2 separate regions of the Mus musculus genome follow, and region 2 is linked to region 1. Evidence: chromatin loops called from intact Hi-C (ENCODE). Cell type or tissue: heart. All regions are shown on one strand. Each heading gives the region's core, and the rest is flanking DNA. Links, peaks and the distances in the headings are about the cores only.

Region 1 (9,528 bases), core at 1-8,000:
GGAAAGCCACCTCCTGGATCACCGTGTCCCTCCACCTTAACCTCCAGCTCTGGGAAGTGTGACCAAGGGTGCATGTACGTATGAATCTCAAGACAACTCAGGCCTCTGCCATAATCTCCCAATTCGCCCATGTCTTCACTGCTGAGTGTAAGTCGCTAATAAGAAACCTGGAGAGGAGTTACAACCAAAGCCGAGGTCACTGTCCCAGAGGTAACTTCTGGAAGGACAGAAGCTCTACGAGGTCATCTTTCTTCCACAAACTCCATACATCGAGGGTACTTCTGCTTCCTCTTTCAGCTCATCCTGACCATTTATTTTTGTGATAAGAAAAATTCAGACCACCTTCTTAAAAAGACCTAATTCCTCCCCTTTGGATCGCCTTTCTCCACAGTAAGTACATTCCAGTGCCAGAAAGTTCAAGTAATCCAGAAAAATGATACAATCCATTACTATCATGTAGGCTCAAATTTCAAAGCCCTAAACATCATCTTTAATCCTAAATTAAATTCCAATATACTCTAAATTATCTTACCCAAAGCACTACTTTGGTCAAATATTTACAACTATGAAACAGGAATGTATTGATCTGATCAAGGCTGTTCATGTAATGAGACAGGTTGAAGATGCAAAGCCTCAGAACGGAAAACTTGGCACAGATCGACAGAAAGCACACACATTAACGGTCTTCTACTCAGAGGAGACACTACGCACCTACATAGCAAATCACTAACAACAACAACAAAAATTAATAGAAGAGCAAAGCACCGATTGAGTGGCTGGCATGTCCATACAAATGAAAACAAAAAATCTACGAAGGACTGATGCAGGAAATAAAATTAGCAAATTAGCAGGAAGCATGTTGCAATTGAGCTCCTTTTTAAAAAAAAAAAGCTTTCTGTGTACGGGTGTTTTGCCTTCGTGTATATCTACGGACCATATGCAAGCAGCATCCACAGAAGCCAGGACAGGGCACCAGATCCCCTGGAACTAGACTTACAGATGTTTGTGAGTAGCTATGTGGGTGCAGGGGAAGAGAACCCAGGTCCTCTGGAAGAATAGTCAGCACCTTACCTGCTGAGCCATCTCTCCAACTGAGCCAGTTATTCTTACTGTCATTAGGAGAGCACAAATTTCAGAGCTAGCTTCTAAGCCATCTTCTCTAACCCTTACTTACATAGAGGTATTTTATCTCCTGCTCTTCAACCCTTGCTCCCTAAACACACACACACAACCCCCCAAAAATATCAACTTTAAGAAAGAAAAAAAAAAAAAAAGCCGGGGCAGTGGTGGCACACGTCTTTAATCCCAGCACTTGGGAGGCAGAGACAGGTGGATTTCTGAGTTCCAGGACAGCCAGGGCTATACAGAGAAACCCTGTCTCGGGAAAAACAAACAAACAAACAAACAAACAAACAAGCAAGCAAACAAAAACCTCTGTTCAATCTAGTACCCAGAACAGTACTTGGCTATATGGATGGTAGAGTCTCCCCATAGGAGTCAATGGCAGGTTACAAGCACAGAAAAGGACAGACCTAGGAAGCGAAGCACATGATCTTGATTTGTTCAGTGTACCCTGTCTCCCCACTACTCCAGAAGGCCCTTGCGCTCATGCTCAGTGACTTGCCCTTAGACCAATTCCAACCCTGGGGAGACAGCTCAGAGGCTCAGAGCAGTACTGCTTTTGCAGGGGACCCATGTCTGAAAGGTCACAACTGTTTGCAACTTCAGCTCCCTGTGATCCAACGCCCCTGGACTCCCCAGTATTTGCTCTCACATCCAAGTACCATACAAAACCATACACATAAAACTGAAGAGGTAATTGGCAAACTTGCCTATAAAAAGAGTACATTCTTAGTTGGAATCTCTACTCAGAATATATCATATATATTCTATTATTATTTTTTTTCCTTTTTTTGTTTTTGTTTTGTTTTTTTGAGACAGGGTTTCTCTGTGTAGCCCTGGCTGTCCCAGAACTCACTCTGTAGACCAGGCTGGCCTCGAACTCAGAAATCCACCTGCCTCTGCCTCCCGAGTGCTGGGATTAAAGGCAAGCTCCACCACACCCAGCTATATTCTAAATATGGTATAGAGAACTTACCAAATCTGTGGGTTCATCTTCTTCTACTTCAGCTTCATCATCTTCATCTTCAATTATTGAATCTTCCACTATTTCTTCATCTTCTGTAGGATCTTGAGCCAAAGCTAATGACCCTGAAAATAAAAAAAAAATAAAAAAATAAAAAAGAGCAGTTAACCTTTATCTTTGTCTTTAAACATGAGGTCTAGACAAGAAAATGTTCCACCTATTGTAATATAGTCTCCCTGGTCAGTTGAGCAATGCCACTGCACAAAAAATATTTACATTTTTTACTAGTAGTCTTAACTACTACATTATAATTTTAATGGGAATCTTTTTAATATAAAAAGGCAAAACAACAACAACAACAAAAAAAAAACAAAAAAACAAAAAAACGGGGCAAGCCAAATGGCTCAGTGGTTAAAGGCACTTGCTGCCAAGCCTGACCATGTGAGTTTGATTCTTGGTATGCACCCTGCAAATTGTCTCCTAGCTTCTGGATATATATTACAAGGCAGACAGGCAGACACACACTAAATATAATAAAAAATTAAAATAAATAGTGGCAGCTTCGTGGTTAGTAGCAAAGAAAAAAAATCCAACTATTTTTGCACATGACTTCAAGCATAGTTTCAGACATTTAAAATATCAAAAAAAATAAGGGCTAATCATAATGCTAATTTATAAATCAGAGACTTGTTGACAAAGCTTTCTCAAAAACCACACAACATCACTTTCAGGCAAAACTCTACAAAGCCCTTTAAAGTTCAAGCAGTTCTTATTACCACTTCTCGGGGAGCGATGATGTGGCAATCCAGCAGCGAGGGAAAATGTGGGAACAGCCACATGTGCAAAGCCCAAGAGAAAACACTATCTTTAAAACCATGATTTTTTTAAGTCTTTTTACTTTCCCGAGTTAAAACAGTTCATTCATAGTTTACAGGTAATTTATCAAAAGCCAGATTTAAAGAAAGAAAGAAAACCCCAATGGTCTAAGGTTGTAGTGTGCATATGTGCCTTGCATGCCTGGCACGATGGAAGCCCTGGGTTCATCCCCACCACTTCATCCACGGGGTGTGGTGACACCCTGAAACCCAGCACCCCAGAGGTACAGGCACAAGGATCATAAGTTCAAGGACGTGCTAGCTAGGGCACCAACTTACAACGCAGCCAGGGTTACCTACATGAGACTCGGTCTCAACATCTGTCTTATGTCCCCACCACCACACTCCCAAGCCAAAATCCCTAACAGCTATAATTCAAAGTCATACTAGTTACTAAGTAGAAGCCAAGCACTTCTGTGTGCTTGGCCAAAGAGTTCATAACATGGCTCGTTATTTCTCATGCCCTGGGCCACAGAAACTTAGAGAAAGAAAAGGAATTCTTTCTGGTGACCACTCAAACTAGTTGTTTTTATAAACTAGCAAAATTAATGGACATGGCGGGCAAGGGGGAACAAGTTTCTACGTTTTTACATTCTGCCAAGTTTTTAGCCCAGGTCAATCGTTGGAAAGAATAAACTTACAAAGCTCGAAATAACTTTTTCGCAGCATATTTTCAACCAGCAAAAACTGGCTGGAAAAGGGAGGGGAGGGGAGAGAAATTAGAAAAGGAAGGAGGAGGCCATCCGGCCATACTCTACGGTAGCGGCTGACAAGCAGCCGGAGGAAGGGGACGGATTTGGACACCGAGCCTCGCGGTCCACACAGACCGCGATGGGCGAGCGAGGGGGCCGGGCGAACACGATCCACGCGCCGAGGAGAAGAATCTACAGTGGGCGAATGAATGGAGGCGCGCCGGCGTGTGGCTAGCGACACGTCAGCGCAGAGCTTGGGGACGGGCGGCCCGCGGCGAGCGCGGGCGGAGAAGCGAGGCCGACCCTGGCGTGGGTCCTGCGGACCGCGGGCTTCGGGCCCGCGCTCGCTGAGGACGCCGAGCTGCGGGGGGTCCCGGGGCGGGGGATAGCATGGCCCACGAGAGCCGGGCCGGGGGTCGGCCGCGGTCCCCAACCCAGCCCCGCGTCTCTCACCTCCGGGGCCGCCTCGGAGCAGCACGGCGGCGGGAAAGGCCAGCAGGAACAGCAGCAGCAGGCGGGGGAGGAGTCTCATGGTACGGCCGGTCAGCGTCCGGTGCGGGTCCGCTAGGGCTCTCGGAGGCTCTGGCGGTAATGGCGTTACTCTTCATCCGGGCCGCGGTGGAGGGGCGGGGCACGCACGCACGCGCGCCATCCGTCGCCCCTCCCCGCCACCGTCGACGTGGCCTCTAAGCGCCCAGGGGCGGGGCCTGCGGGCCGGGAGATCACGTGGCCGGCGGTGGCGGGGACCAGGGGAGCCTACGGGCTCCCGCGAGAGCCTAGCTGAGCAGGCTTATCTCTTCCAGATGCTTAGCATCGCTTTGTCCCCCGTTGCTTTGAGGGGCCAAGGAGTGGAAACTTCCCGCATGTGTGGCAGTTGAAAGACAGAAAGTAAAGGATATGGATAACGACAAAATAAATAAATAAAAATAAAAAGCCGAAAGTGATGTCTCACATTGTAACCCCAGAGTTTGAGAGATGGAGGCAGGAGGATTGCAGCGAGCTGGAGACCAGCCTGGGCTATGTAGCGAGTTCGGGGCAAGACTGGGCTACAGAGTTAATACCTTGTCACAAAATTCTACCCCCCCTGCAATAAACAATCGGAGTTCTGGAGTTTTATTCTTTTAAATTTGACTGTCTCTCTGGTGTATAATTGCCAGTGCACAGATAGATGTAAAGGTCAGTCAAAGGACAACTTCTAGGGAACTGATTCTCTCCACATTTTAGATGGGTTCTGGGCTTGAACTCTGATCATTAGAGGTTCAGTTCTGTAATTTTTCTTAACAACCCAAACTTAGCAATTACCTAGCCTTTCTGCAGTTTCTACGCCAAAGATCTCACTTCTGGCATATTTCTGGCAACTTCAGCTGGTCAGTGTGAAACACTCGGGATGTAGTGGCTGCGCTGAGAACCTCCAGCCACAATCCTGATTCAGGGACTGTCTTGGTTACTTTTCTGTTGCTGTGAAGAGATACCATTACCAAGGCAACTTATAAAAGAAAGTGTTTGATTTGTAGGCTTGTTTACAGTCTCAGAGGGTGAGTTCCTGACCATCGCATCAGAGAGAATGGGAGCAGGCAGGCAGTGCTAACGTGGAAGCTGAGAGCTTATATGTTCAGCCCCAAAGGACAAGGCAGAGAGGTAAGTCCAATGGTACGGACTTTTGAAACCTCAAAGCCCACACCCAACAATGCACCTCCTCACATAAGTCCTTACCAAACAGTTCCACCAACTGGGATGTAACATTCAAACACAAGCCTACTGGGGCAGTTCTCATTCAAACCACTACACAGGTTAAGCAGCCACCAGGATCATTGGAGCCTCTGAGCCACAGAGGGACAAATAAACTCCCCTCAGAATTGTTGAAGATGACTGAAGTGGAAGTCACAGACCATATCTCAACTTAATTAACCCCAGTAGGTTCAGATCAGATGAACACATGTCTGACCTGAACAGGGGAAAGAGACTGTCTATAAATTCTATGAACATTAAGGAGTCAGAAGTGCCACCACCTGAAGTCAGACCTCAGAAAGGGAGACAGTGAGATCTTCGGTACAAGGACAGTGTCTCTGTACCATCCCCTCAGTTACAGTCCTTGTCAGTTTCTTGTGCCAGGAGACACTCCCGGGTTAAATACGAGGATCTTGGATATTTGATGGGGTTGAAGACTAATTATAGTCTCACAAGCAAACTTAAGTTGTTTAGCATTGAAAGAGATGATATAGATTTGAAAGGATGTTTTTCAGATGGTAATGTGTACTGGCTGGTTTTGGGTGTCAACTTGACACAAGCTGGAGTTATCACAGAGAAAGGAGCTTCAGTTTGGGAAATGCCTCCTAGAGATCAGGCTGTGGGGCATTTTCTCAGTTGGTGATCAAGGGGGTAGGACCCATTGTGGGTGATGCCATCCCTGAGCTGGTAGTCTTGGGACTTGCTTGTAAGAGAGCAAGCCAGGGGAAGCAAGCCAGTAAGTAACATCCCTCCATGGCCTCTGCATCAGCTCCTGCTTCCTAACCTGCTTGAGTTTCAGTCCTGACTTTCTTGAGAGATGAACAGCAATGTAGAAATGTAAGCTGAATAAACCCTTTCTTCCCCAACTTGCTTTTAGGTCATGATGTTTGTGCAGGAATAGAAACCCTGACTAAGACATAATACAAGCTAAAATCAGAACATAATTCAGGTATAGAATGGTAAGCTCTTTAAGTTAGGGTAAAAGGTAAAATACTGTATATAGTTAATAAATATGATGGACTGGATGTTAATTGTATATCATACTTTGTAATTTACGTGTTATGGTTATGCTCAAATTATGTCTAAGAGTTTTTTTTTTAATTTGGACAGAAAGGATGAAATTTGGGAATTGGTTTTAATGCTTTGAATTAATCCAGTCTCCCAAGTCGGGAATATGCTGAAGGTCCTTGTCCCCAACTGGTTTCTGATGGATCAATAAAGAGCCAACAGCCAATGGCTAGGCAGACAGACTGAAATGAGACTTTGAGATTGGCACAGGGTTGGAAACAAAACAGAGAAAAGAAGCAGAGATTGGCATGAGAAGAAGAAAGAAGAACGATCAGACCTAAAGGCCCACTGACACAGGCCACTTCCCCAATTGTGTTTGGGGTAGCAGAGATGAAATATAGATTTTAAAAGATCTTAATTGAGGAGTACCGGAGGGGAGTGTTTGCTAGCAGTGAGACTAGAAACACCCAGCCGTTAAGACACATTAAAATTAACTGGAGTGTGTGTGTGTGTGTGTGTGTGTGTGTGTGTGTGTGTGTGTGTGTGTGTGTATCTTTCATTCAAGAATCCCGATACCTCTTGGGCAGGTGTGGGTGTGCAACCTGTTGGGAGCACAGAGTGGTTAACTAACTACTGCTACACAAGGACAAGTTTGTTGAAACCGCAAAAACAAACAAAAAGCTGTGGTGGCCTGAATAAGATTGGCCCCCAGAGGCTCATATATTGAAATGCTTAGTAGCATTATTGGAGAAAGATTAGGAGGTGGGGCCTTGTTGGGGTGGGTGTGGCCTTGTTGGGGAAAGTATGTCACTGCGGGTGGGCTTTGGGGTTTAAAAAGCTTCCCAGGACCAGTTCTCTCTTCCTGCCGGTGGATCAGGATGTAGCACCTCTCCATCTTTATTCTGCCTGTGTATAGCCATGCTCTCTGCCTTGATGAGAGTGGACTCAGTTTCTGAAACTGTAAACAAACCTGAACAACATGCTTTCTTTTGTGTGAGCTGTCTTGGGTCATGGTGTCTCTTCACAGCAACAGAACATTCTGACATGAGCAGCTCAGAGCAGGTTGAGTTATCACGACACAGCCTTTATTGCAAAGTCCCATCTACTAATTTCAGCCTCCTCAGGACCCCTGTCTCCCCGCAACCTCTGACCCATCTTTTGGAAGGTATCTTGTTTTCTAGAAACATGGGACATCCAGGGTGATCACACTGGCACTGTTGAGACAGATCTCTGCTTTGGTCATTTGATTCCTTTATAATTTGTGGGAGCAGACAATCACTTCCCTTTATACTTATGTTTGCCTCAGCACCATGAAAAGGCCATGAGCCTCTGTACCCTCCAGGTGACTGCATGTCCTTCAGAACTTCTCTCATCCCTCACCTTCTGCCCTTAACCCTGACCTGCTTTAAAATTACAACCCTTGGGTTGGAGAGAGGGCTGTTCTTCCAGACCACCCAAGTTTGGTTCCTAGCATCCATCCTCCCAACCCCTCCCCCCCAATTCCTCTTCCTCTCAAGTCACCCCTCATAGCATTTCCTGTCTTCTCACACAATCCGTAGCTCTTGGGTCTCCTGGATGTCAATATACCATGACACAGAAAACAGTCTGACATGAGAGAACTTCATTTTGTTTTGAGGCAGGGCCATCTTGTATAGCCCCAGGTTGGCCTTAAGCCTTGAACTCTCCTGCCTCAGCCTCCCGGGCGCCAGTACTATAGGAGAATATCCTCAAGCCCAGCTCAGAAATACTTGGTGAATCAATGGGATAATGATTTTGATGTTCTTACATCTTTTCTCCTTAAATTTATAGTCTGCTTTTTAGGATATGCCCAATAATATATCAGTTGAAACAATTGTGTTTACTGCGTATGAACAAATACTTAAGTTCTTTCATGTGGCAAAGAGCTGAGGAGAATTAAATTTTTCTGCTGTATACTCTCAGGAGGGGGAAATGTCCGTGGGAAAAGGGAACAGAAAATGAGGCTGTCCTGGCAGCTCCGCAATTAGCAGCAGAGCCTCCATTCCTTCCCTAGCCCACACTTCAAAAAGAGCATGGGCAATCCAGCCACCAGACTGATCACCACAAAACCCACCACTTAACCTGCCTCTGTCCCCTCAGGCTCTGCCCTCCTTTCTCTTGCAATAAAATGTTTATAGGCCAATCGAAAGCCAGTCATCCTTTGCAGTCTAGATGGCAGCCCCTGTGTAGAGACGTGGTTTTAGAGCATCCCTCTCTACACCACAGTGAAGGCTGCTCAGTATCATCACCCCGTCAACATCCACTTCCCTCTAATACCACCTTTCAAAACTGACGGCTCGGAGGCCTCTCCTCTCAGTCTCATGTCTCATTTTGCAGTTTTCTTCTCAATGTAGTCCAAGTAGGCTTGGATTTTAACTGTGCCATTAAATCCAGTGACGCTCCTATAAGGCTTCCCTCTCCCTCCAGCTGCATAATATCTTGTACTGTATGGAAGAATCACTTGTCAATAAAAAAATGCTGTTGTCCTATTAGCTTAGGCAGGAAACAGGGAGGTGGAAGTTCTGGTACAGAGAGAGGATTCTGGGGGAGAGACAGGCATAAGGGAAGAGAGATTCGGCCCCAGACACAGAGGAAGACGGTCGCATGTAACTGAGGACCAGGTAACCAGCCACATGGCAGAACTTATAACAGGATGATTAACTTATAAGCTAGTCTTGGAACGATCCAGAGCACTTGGCCAAGGCATTTGTAAATATATTTAAGTCTCCGAGTCATTATTCTGGGACCTGGGACCAGGCAGAAAAACAGAAGCTCACAGAAAACACCGTCCAACATCCAGCACTCATTTTTCCAGGCTCTAGACTCAAACCTCTGTGCAGGACTACTACTAATACTACTACTACTACTCTCTGCAGGACTACTAAGTACTGACCACTAAGCTTCGGATACACTACCTACGGTGTCAGTCCTATCTGCTTTGGGTCTCTATGAGGGCTCGCAGGACACTTCCCTTACAGAATGGGAAGGAAGGCCCTGGTGAGAGGGAAGAGAGTGGTCAGGTGCAGTTTGAAGGCCAGGGCTAAGTGCAAGAAACCCTGGGCAGAACTGAGAGGAGGAGGAGGAGGAGGAGGAGGAGGAGTAAGAGGAGGAGGAGGAGGAA
Region 2 (9,619 bases), core at 605-8,604, 530 kb after region 1:
GAACGGTAGGGAAATCACTTTCTGTGGTTTTCAGCTTTAGCCCTGTGTAAATTATCCAGTCTGCAATGCAAATACAGCAACAGAACAGGCCTGAGATATCCTCTTAAGAAGCCAGTTTGTCAGCTTTCTGTTGTTAAAGGATCTGAGATCATCAGCTTAGAAAAAGAAACAGTGTATTGTGACTCCCTGTTTTGGGCAACTGGGGCCATGAGATACTTGAATTTGTTGCCTTTGGTCTACACAGCAGGATAGAACCTAACAGGCCCCTCTCCTCACAGTAGACCTGACACAAACCAACCAACCAGGACCGAGATCACAATATCTCCTTCAAGGACATAGTTTCAGTGAATTGCCACCCACTTGGTCCCACCTCCTAAAGGTTGTATAAGCTCTGCTTATAGAAGGTTCGCAGCACCGCTGGGTTTTGGGGGGACTCATCTAGACTGAAGCAGACAGTCATAATTTGTGTCATAAAGCCATGTACATGCCTGCTGCACTCTAGTTTGTCACCCTCCTTCCCAACAGACTTTATGTTAATTGAACAAAAGAAAAACTTCAGCAGTGATAACCGTTCAAAGCAGAAAGTCAAACCAAAAGTGCTAACAAAGTCTGAGCCGGCTGTGTGACGCATCACCTGTAGCTGGACCTCGGGCAGCCAGACCCCACTACTGCACTGCAAATGCTCTCTTTCTCAGCAACAGGAAAAGCCAACCAGAATTAGTTAAGGCTTTCCCCATGCAAAGTTCAAAAGATGTCTACAACCAACAGTGTTCAATACAGTCTTGTTTTAATAGCAGGGCACACCTGCTTACATTCAGCGCCTGGGATCTAGGAAGGAAGTTACCAGAAGCTGAGCTTGAACGTGCCTTGGCCATAGACCCACACATGGAGAAAGCCCAGCCCTTCCTTACTCACGTGGGGTATCCTCGCACTCCCTGGGCAGAGCACACGTCGGAATCAGCCGTGCAGTCCACTTTGGCCACGTAGACCTTGGCATCCTCCATGCTGTTGTACTTGTCTCCCAGGTCATTCCAAGTTGGCTGCAGCCGCTGGCAGTGTCCACACCTACAGGGAAGCCAGGAGAAGGGCACACTGAGCCTCGGTTCCCAGGGTGTCCAAATGTACTACTTCAGTCTTCCCCACTGAGCAAGCAAATCCCCACTCTTTCTTCTCTCTGCAGCAGACAGATACCTCACAACGACACTGTTCTCTACATTAATCTAAATCAGGAGGCCACTGGCCCTAGTATTCTTTTTTGACCTCTATGCCAGACCCTGCCTCCTAGACTTTTAATTGACCTCCGAGTAAACGTGTGATATTTCTGTTTCCTGGAACGTATAGCTTGTTGTGCCCCTGGAGCTCAAGGTATGCCGTCACCCTACTGAGACCTGCTCTAAAGTCTATCAGGCTGATTTCTAAGTTTCCTTCAGATCTAGTTTGGCATCACTTCCTCCAAGAAGACTTCCTTGTCTCTCTCAGGAGACTTGGAATCCATTCTCATTTCCTCCTCCTTTTCTGGTGGTCTTCCCTGCTCGCCCAACCAGCTTTACGCTCTGTTGTAACTGTTTATTTATAAGGAAAGGCCTCCTCCACTATGTAACCAAATGAGTGCAAATACAAAGCAATTTCAAGAATTATCAGCTCTGCACCTTGTCCCATCAAAAGCCTTAAAATATGTACATTTAAATTTTGTATTTATTTAGACAGGTCTTGGTTATCCAAGGCTGGCTTTGAGCTATCTATGTAGCTGAGGATAACCTCGGACTTCTGACTTTCTTACCTTCACCTTCTAAGTGCTGGGATTTTAAGTATGCAGAATGCTGGAGATCAAACCAGGGCTTTATGCATGCTCGGTAAACACTGTACCATGGGAGCTACATCCCCAGTGCTCCAAACTATCTATCATTACAGAAGAGTTGGTGGTAAGCTGGACATCTGCAGTTGGTAGGATCAAATGTCTCGTGTTGACTATGTGAGTTTAGTTATATACAAACACTTTAAAGTGTTTGTCTATGACTATCATTTGTATATAATTGATCATTTAAAACAATGCTAGCAAGACTGTGGCCTCTTGCCTCTCTTCACACTTCACTACAGCATATCTCTTGTCACGGGATCTAAAGGACAGGGCTGGCCACCATCTTGCATGTATATCACATGTATGCTATAGCACATTGGCGTTTTGAATGAGTGCATACCACACAGCATTATGGCACAGAACTGATTTTCCTTTCTTTCTTTACCTAACAAACAAATTGTTTGTGTTTATTACATAACTAATTGCTCCAATGCCTTTTAAAAGAATCCTTTTTTGGGGGAAAAAAAAAAAGCTCACTTACAAGAGTGAAAGGCACTGGCAATTGTGAGCTTGCTCTCAAATACATTCTCAATAAAATCTTTAAGCTTCTTTTTTTACCTGACTTCCAATGCATGCATCTGAAGGCGGCATTGGAAAGTCAGCATAAAGCTAATGTCTCTTCCTGGCGGGGCTTTCCTGGGCAACTAAGACAAATCCCTGCTTTATAAAGGCCTAAATAAAACAGGATAGAGAAGGCTCAGTAATTAAGGGCATGTGTTACTCTTTCAGAGAACCCAGCACCCACATCAGGCAGGTCCCCATGCCTGTAGCTCTGGTTCTATGGAATATGACACCATCTTCTGACCTCCTCAACACACATGGCACCCAAACCCACAGAGATGTACACATGTGCATACATAAAAATAAACTATGTAAACACATAAAAGCCCAAATATAGCATCACCCCCTTTTTCTGAAGGCTTGTCAGTTATACATTCCATGCAAGTGCCAAGAATGGAAGCACTGTCCGGTGCAAACACTTGAGCATGCTAAGCACTTTGGCACTTGAAGCAGAGGGATGGGGTACCACACAGGGAAACTGTATTTGAGGATTTAACTTCTGTGAACTCAGCAAAATGAGTTAGTTCAGCAAGGTCATGGGTAGGGAAAGAGCGGATAGCAAGGAAGAATGGAGGCCCAACGGCTCCGTAAGTGTGTACACAATGGGGCCTGTGGACTTTATGCTCCCCAGTTGGCCCATGTTCCTGTTTGCTCCTCATGACATCTGGTGCCTAATCAAAGAAAGCAGATTGGTTCTAATGCTGGTAAGGAACCCAGCTATAAGATGTTGCTGGAAGATAGATGAGTGGCTGCCCTAATGGATTTTCTTTTTCTTTTTCTTTCTTTCTCCTTTTTTAAAAACTAGATATTTTATTTATATTTCAAATGTTATCCCCTTTCTTGATTCCCCCCCCCAGGAGCCCCCATCCCATCCCCCCTCCTCTTGCTTCTATGAGGGTGCACTCCCACCCACCCACTCCCAACTCCCCACCCACGCATTCCCCTACACAGGGGCATTGAGCCTTTCCAGGACCAAGGACCTCTTCTCCCATTGATGCCCGACAAGGCCATCCTCTGCTACATATACGGCTGGAGCCATGGGTCCCTCTATGTGTACTCCTTGGTTGGTGGTTTAGACCCTGGGAGCTCTGGCTGGTTGATATTGTTCTTCCTATGGGGTTGCAAACCCCTTCAGCTCCTAAGGGTTGTCCTGATGTTAGCGGAATTTGATCAGATATGCTCAGTTTAGAGTTGTAGATAGACATCCTCTATACCCTTGAAAGGGTTCTTATGAAAACAATACAAGATTTAAAAAGAAGATAAAGATTTAGTTCCCTCTAACCCAAGTTAACCTGACCACTTGGGGTCATCACCACACAGGCAAGCCTCTCCCCACCCAGGAGGACTAAAGAGTCCACTGCTTCTCTCTAACTGGCATTTCTGGTTTGGAGCCCTTGTGGATACAGCACTACAGAGACTGCCGGCTGTATTCAGATGTGGCCTGGAGCCAAGTGACAGAGCAAAGGCACCTAACCTTACCTTTGACCTAACTGTCCCTAGGTTCAGTGTGACCAGATGCTGGCACCAGATCAACAGCAGGAGGACAATCCTGCACCCACAAAGCTTAGAACAAATACAGAGACAGGTCAGTGCCATCACTACACAGTGTCCTTGCCCCAGCATCACACATGGACAGTGAACATTCCAGGCACTCACGGTGAGAAAGAAGTGGGGAGAGGACCCAGCGTAGTCTACCTTGAGTACCATGTTGTTCTTAAAATTTTGAAATCTTAGCACTCTGTAGGCTGAGACCAACAAAGTCATGAGTTCAAGGTCAGCTTGGCTACACAGAGAGATCCTGCCTCAACTTCCCCTTAAAACATCAAAAACCCAGCCTTCAAAGGCCATGGGTGGGCTCCTACATCTCTCTAATATTTTTATCAGAATAGCAAGAAGCAAACAATTGAAGGCTTATCCTAGAGAGCAGCCTCGACCTAAACGTCTGTAAGCCATAGAGTTAAAAAAAAAAAAAAGAATCTGTGGTGTATACCCCAACTGGCCAAGACTAGCTGGTTATTCATTGCATATATTCTAAACTTAAAACTCCATCAGCACTCCAGAGAACCTAACCCTGCCTGCATGTCAACTTTTCTCATAAAACTAAAAACCCTTAGATTTATTCCACCGAAATCAACTCCAATTAAGTCCTGTGGTGTACTTAACTGGAATCACTACTTTGAGACGACTTGTGCACAGAGTAACTATTAACGCGACTGACTGTGGCAGACTCCCAGTCTTTTTCTTTCAATGGTAGTTCTACAGACTCAAGTGGCTGTTCTTGGGAATGTAAAACAGTGTATCCCATTCCTGCATTCTTAACTGATAATGGCTGTGAGCCAAAATGATCCCCTCCCCCACAAAGTTAATTTAACACTAAACGAATTGAAATGCAGTAATAGCCCGCTCTAGGGTTATGGGCAAAGTTTCTCCCACTTTAGAAAAATACAATCACTGACTACATTGGATTCCACAGGCACATTTTTCTTAACTGCTTAACCCCCTGTCCTTAATGAGTCCCTACTGAGCTAGAGGAAGAGTACTTTGCTCAGCAATAAACACAGCCAGAACATCCCACATCTCAAGAGCCTGTGCTCTAAATACCGCTTTCTGCTGTGGACCGGAGAACTTCTTTCTCTGAGCATCTAGGCCCCAGTAGCAAAGCACTGCTATGTCTAGACTAATTCTTGGGGTAGTGAGGTGCACCAGGAAGCCCCAACCGAAGAATGGAAGCCTGAAGTTATGACTTTTAGGAAGAACAGTTCGACCTCACACTTTCCAAATGACCGGGCCCCAAATGAGAACAGGAGGTGAAAGAGTTAAAGGCCTTGAGAATACAGCTCACATCCACTCCAGCGTGCAGCGGAGACTCCAAAACTGGCACCTCGCTGGACTCCAGGGGCCGGGGAAGTCTCAGTTCCCGACCTAGGCTATCTTTTCCTACCCTCGACACACAAAGTGGGCAATCACATCTTGAGGGGGCCTTAGATTTCCAATCCAACCCAATATTGATGGGCCAGCAGGAAGAACCCTTCAGGATAGGGCACGTGGACGCCGGGCTCCCGCCGCGTCCGGCCAGCACAGGAAGTTTGGGGAGCTGGGCAGGGGACAGAAGCGGGGGATGCCTGGACTCCAGCAGTGTGGCGGGGTGGAGAGGCTTTTCCGGGTCTCCCCTCGGGGCCCGCCCTTCCTAGCTCGCAGGCCGGCGGCTAGCGCCACGTCAGCGGCGAGGCCCGAGCGCGGCCCACGCCCCCGGCGCAGCCTGCGCGGCCTCGCGCCCTCTCCCCGGTCCCCGGCTCCAGGTCCCTGGTCCCCGGTCCCAGATCGGGCTCCGCCGGCCTGCTGGAGCTGCAGTTACCAGGGCGCGAAGAACATGACGAAGTGCGCGGCGCTCTGGATCCCGTGCGTGAACATGTCGGCCGTATACAGGTGCTTGGCGTGCGGGTCCTGCTCGACCCCGCTGTCCGCTTCCACCTCCTGGGCCCGGGCGCCTTTGCGCGCCCCGAGCAGCAGCAGGAGCGTGGCCAGGGCCGGCAGCCCGGCCAGCGGCTGGAGGAGGCGTCCTGGGCGCGGGGGCATCGTGGCGGGGCTGGCGAGCTCTCGCTCGTGCCGCGGGTCCCCTCCGCGGCGCCGCTCCCGCCCCGGCTCCTCCCACGACCGCAGAGCCACGCCTCAATCACGCCCCCGCTCGCAGAGCCACGCCCCCTGTCCCGCCGGCTCACCTAGCAACTTGCTGTCTTCTGCTGAAAGCCACCAGGAAGAGGTCGCTTAGGTCCTGGGGTCCTTGTGCAGCACCTCCAGCGCTATCTCAGTCCGGTTCCCTTCCATCCCGCTGAGCTCATTCTCCTTCCCAAGCTCCTCATCAGCCTTTCCCTGCTAGGGACGAAGAGGCCAAGCTGCCAAGCTATGGAACAGTGGCAGCTTCTGTTGATAACTAATCAGACACCAAGAGACCCGAGAGTTTAGGACCAAGCTGAGCTGCTGTCAGCAGAAAGGAGGAAATCAGGCAAACGTGTGTGGGGTTTGCTCTTGCATAAGTCAGATTCTTAGCCAAAGCTCAACTGTGATTTGAGGGCCTGGCCTCAGGGGGTGTGATGAAACCACTTCCCAAGAGCACCTCCTCTGTTATCCTGCCCTGCCTTCACTTTGAAAAGGAAAGGCAGTCAAAGTGGCCCTTCCTTCAGGCCCTGGCTAGTGCCCTGTGTGCCCTAACTCACCCTGGATAGGAAAATGAATGGCAACAGCTGTTCTGGGTGAGAGCTAACGCCTGGGCTGGGGCGCATGGACCCACGCCAACTCTTGAACTTTAAGTCGGGTGGCAATCTAAGCTCCCTGCCCTGCCTTGAAAACCTGGAGCTAAGTTAGGGAGAACGAAACAACCACTAGACACTTGAGAGAGGTCCTAGAGCTATGCTCTGTACCGATGAAAAGGAAGCTGGCATCATAAGACATATATATGGTGATCTTTTATTGGGAAAAAGCAACGGGCATAGTAAGAAGAGTACATGGCCATCTTGTATTGGACTTCTGAGCAACACTTCTGAAAATCACCTGATCTTTATTAGCCTCAGCCTCCCTAAACCAAAAGCCTGGGTTAGCAACAGTTGGGGGTGGTGGTAAAGGGAGGGGCAGGGAAACTCACATCATCTGTAACTATTCTCATGTTAGGTTCGTCCACCTGTAAATGTTTAACCATGGTTTTCCAAACACCAAACTGCAGCATCTCTTGCTTGCCCCCTCTCTCCCTTTGTGCCCTCACATTCTGAGTAAGCACAGTTCAGCCAAACGCTTCTTCCGGCTTTCCTAACCTGAACAGACCTAAACTTGCCCATCGCAGGAGAAGTTCTATGAGCATCCTTTGCCCACGTGATTTTGACTATGGCAATTTGTTGCTCCAACTTGAACCAGCACACCAACTCTGCCCAGTAGCCTTGGCATACAGACTAAAATAGAAATCCCTGATGCTGTCCTTGAAGGCCTCCTGTGATGTGCTCTGCCATGCCTCGTGTCCTGTGAGGCTTGCTGGTGACCAGAAATCCAAGAACTCTTGCCATGTCATCTGTACTGTCAAGGTCAAAGCTTTATGCTCCTCAATACTTCTCTCACTTCATTGCTAAGACATCGCAACAGAAGGTACTATGTTTATAATATCAACTCCTTTTTCACCTGCCCAAAGCTGTGTGGTTCCAGATCCCTTTGGGGGTCAAATATCAGCTATTAACATTATGACTTGTAACAGTAGCAAAATCCTAGATTTGAAGTAGCAATGAATAGTTTTATGGTTGGGGTCACCACAACATGAGGCCCTGCATTAGAGCGTCACAGCATGAGGAAGGTTGAGAACCACTAGCACAGACCATAGCTCTTGGAGCCCTCTCGAACGCTGGCTGTTGGTTGATGTTTCACTCTTGCGTCTCGTGCAGTTGAGACGAAAGGCAGATAGCACCCTTTACCAATGTGTTCCCTTCTATCCACAGACCTTCAGCTCCCGACATATTGGATCTACTGAGCATCCCACCATCATCTGCCCTTGCAGTTTTTGCCATCCTCCCAGGACACTCTCCTATTTCACTGAAGACTGTGGTGCCTTCCAGATGACAGAATTCCCAACAACCCTTTCCTGTCATCATTCCTGGTGACTTTGGTGATTTTGACATTTCCATCAGGAACCCCTTTATACAAGGGAATCTAGAATGTTTACTGTTTCTAATATCTGGATAAAGGTGCTAGGGTTTGGGTCTTGAATGTAAACCTCTGTGGGTCCATGTGTTGGAGACCTATCTCCAGAGTGGTGCTAGTGGAAGGGGGTAGAATTTTTAGATGCAGGGTGGGAGGTTTTAAGATCATTGAAGGTGTGTCTTCAGAGGCGATCTCAGGAGCCCTACCACTCATTCCCTGCCTCCTAAGGTGAGGAGCTGTATTCCCACCCTGGGGAGCTGTCTAAAGCACTGAGGTGGCTATGAACACTGCCCAGAACCTCCAAGCCTGACAGTCAAATACTTTTCTTCTTTGTGTCTCAGGTATTAACTGCAGTGGCCAATTGTTGTGGAGGCTCTCTGTTACTGGTATGGTTACTGTTTCTGTCAATGTGACTCTGACCAGGAATACTCTATTGACTGTTTCTCTGCGGCATTGATACAATGACAGGAACTCCACCTGAGTCTGCCATCCTTTTGGCTTCTCTATTAAAGGCTCAGAGCTTTGCCTCCAACTCACCTTCATCCTCTCTCTCTCTCTCTCTCTCTCTCTCTCTCTCTCTCTCTCCCTCTCTCTCTCTCTCTCTCAGACCTCATTCATCCCCATAGCTGTACACACTTCCAACGCAGACAGCACCACAAACCTTTCACTACGAAGAACTTGTCTGACCCGAGAAGGAGAGAACTCTTGCACTGTGTCTCTCTGATGGGAGCATTAGTTTCTGCCATACCCTTTCCTTTCCGCAGCAGCCCTTGCTCAGTGTGTAAGCTCCACAGAGTTGAGAAGATGTCTGACGCCCAGCAGGTATTGGACTCATGTTTATGAAATGAATAAATGGGAAGTCCTATTTGTCTCCTCTCAGAAGCTGATTTCCTTGAGAGGGTCCTCAGAATCACAGGGAGATGTCCCAAGTAAACGACCCATGATCATGGGGGCTATTACTGAGCAGAGGCATCATGGCCCACAGTCCTATGACTGCACACCATGGGCCTTCATGGGGTTGCAGCTCATTCCAGTGCCAGTTTTGGGGTGCATGGTGAAGCCACCTAGTTACAACACTCTCTGTGCCCCAGGGCATTCTGTGAGAAGTGCAGCAGTAGTAATTACCCCTAACCAAGAGAAGCTATAGCTTTCGGTCCACCTCCTCATGGTGCCAGATACCCTAAAATAGCACTCTGACCAAAGGAAGACCCCACAAAAAGCTCAGAAACTGAGATGTTGCCACCTGAATGACTTTAACAGGTGCATCCTGAGTTATTATTGGGCTGAAAAATGCTGCTTTTAAGCAGGGACCGAAAGTAAATGCATCCGGTTGTTCTAACTTCGTCAGAGCATTCTGGGGGTGCCTCTAGAGAGAGAGAAAATATGTTCTTTTTCTAAAAAAATAACTTTTATGATTGCTCAAATATGATTATGGAGAGGAGCAAAGAGTAGATTATCATCATCAGAAACAACAAACAAACAAACAAACAAAATCCTAAAGAACAAAGCAATTTCCCAACCTGG

What was found. A loop is a pair of places that touch in the nucleus more often than their neighbours do. Peaks named below come from ENCODE experiments on the same cell type or tissue, not always from the same donor. Only the 100,000 strongest peaks of a DNase experiment are listed, where the experiment ranks them.
Region 2: a loop joins it to region 1, with 2.4 times the contacts of the local background. A loop is called at or near these places in 2 of 42 quality-filtered maps.

Annotation. Positions count from the first base shown.
Region 1 is chr13:37,989,899-37,999,426 of GRCm38, forward strand. It overlaps Ssr1 (signal sequence receptor, alpha), which reads right to left and starts at 4,310. Exons shown (of 8, transcript NM_025965.4): 1 at 4,107-4,310; 2 at 2,099-2,211. The coding sequence starts at 4,185. In heart, for the core only: no CTCF peak of the experiment used is centred there; a DNase peak (open chromatin) is centred at 4,333; H3K4me3 peaks cover 2,523 bases; H3K27ac peaks cover 2,322 bases.
Region 2 is chr13:38,522,414-38,532,032 of GRCm38, forward strand. It overlaps Txndc5 (thioredoxin domain containing 5), which reads right to left and starts at 6,071. Exons shown (of 10, transcript NM_145367.4): 1 at 5,775-6,071; 2 at 916-1,065. The coding sequence starts at 5,995. Gm31834 (a long non-coding RNA gene) reads left to right here and starts at 5,490. Exons shown (of 2, transcript XR_382215.4): 1 at 5,490-7,549; 2 at 7,894-9,619. In heart, for the core only: no CTCF peak of the experiment used is centred there; DNase peaks (open chromatin) are centred at 5,558, 6,088 and 6,428; H3K4me3 peaks cover 2,968 bases; H3K27ac peaks cover 2,305 bases.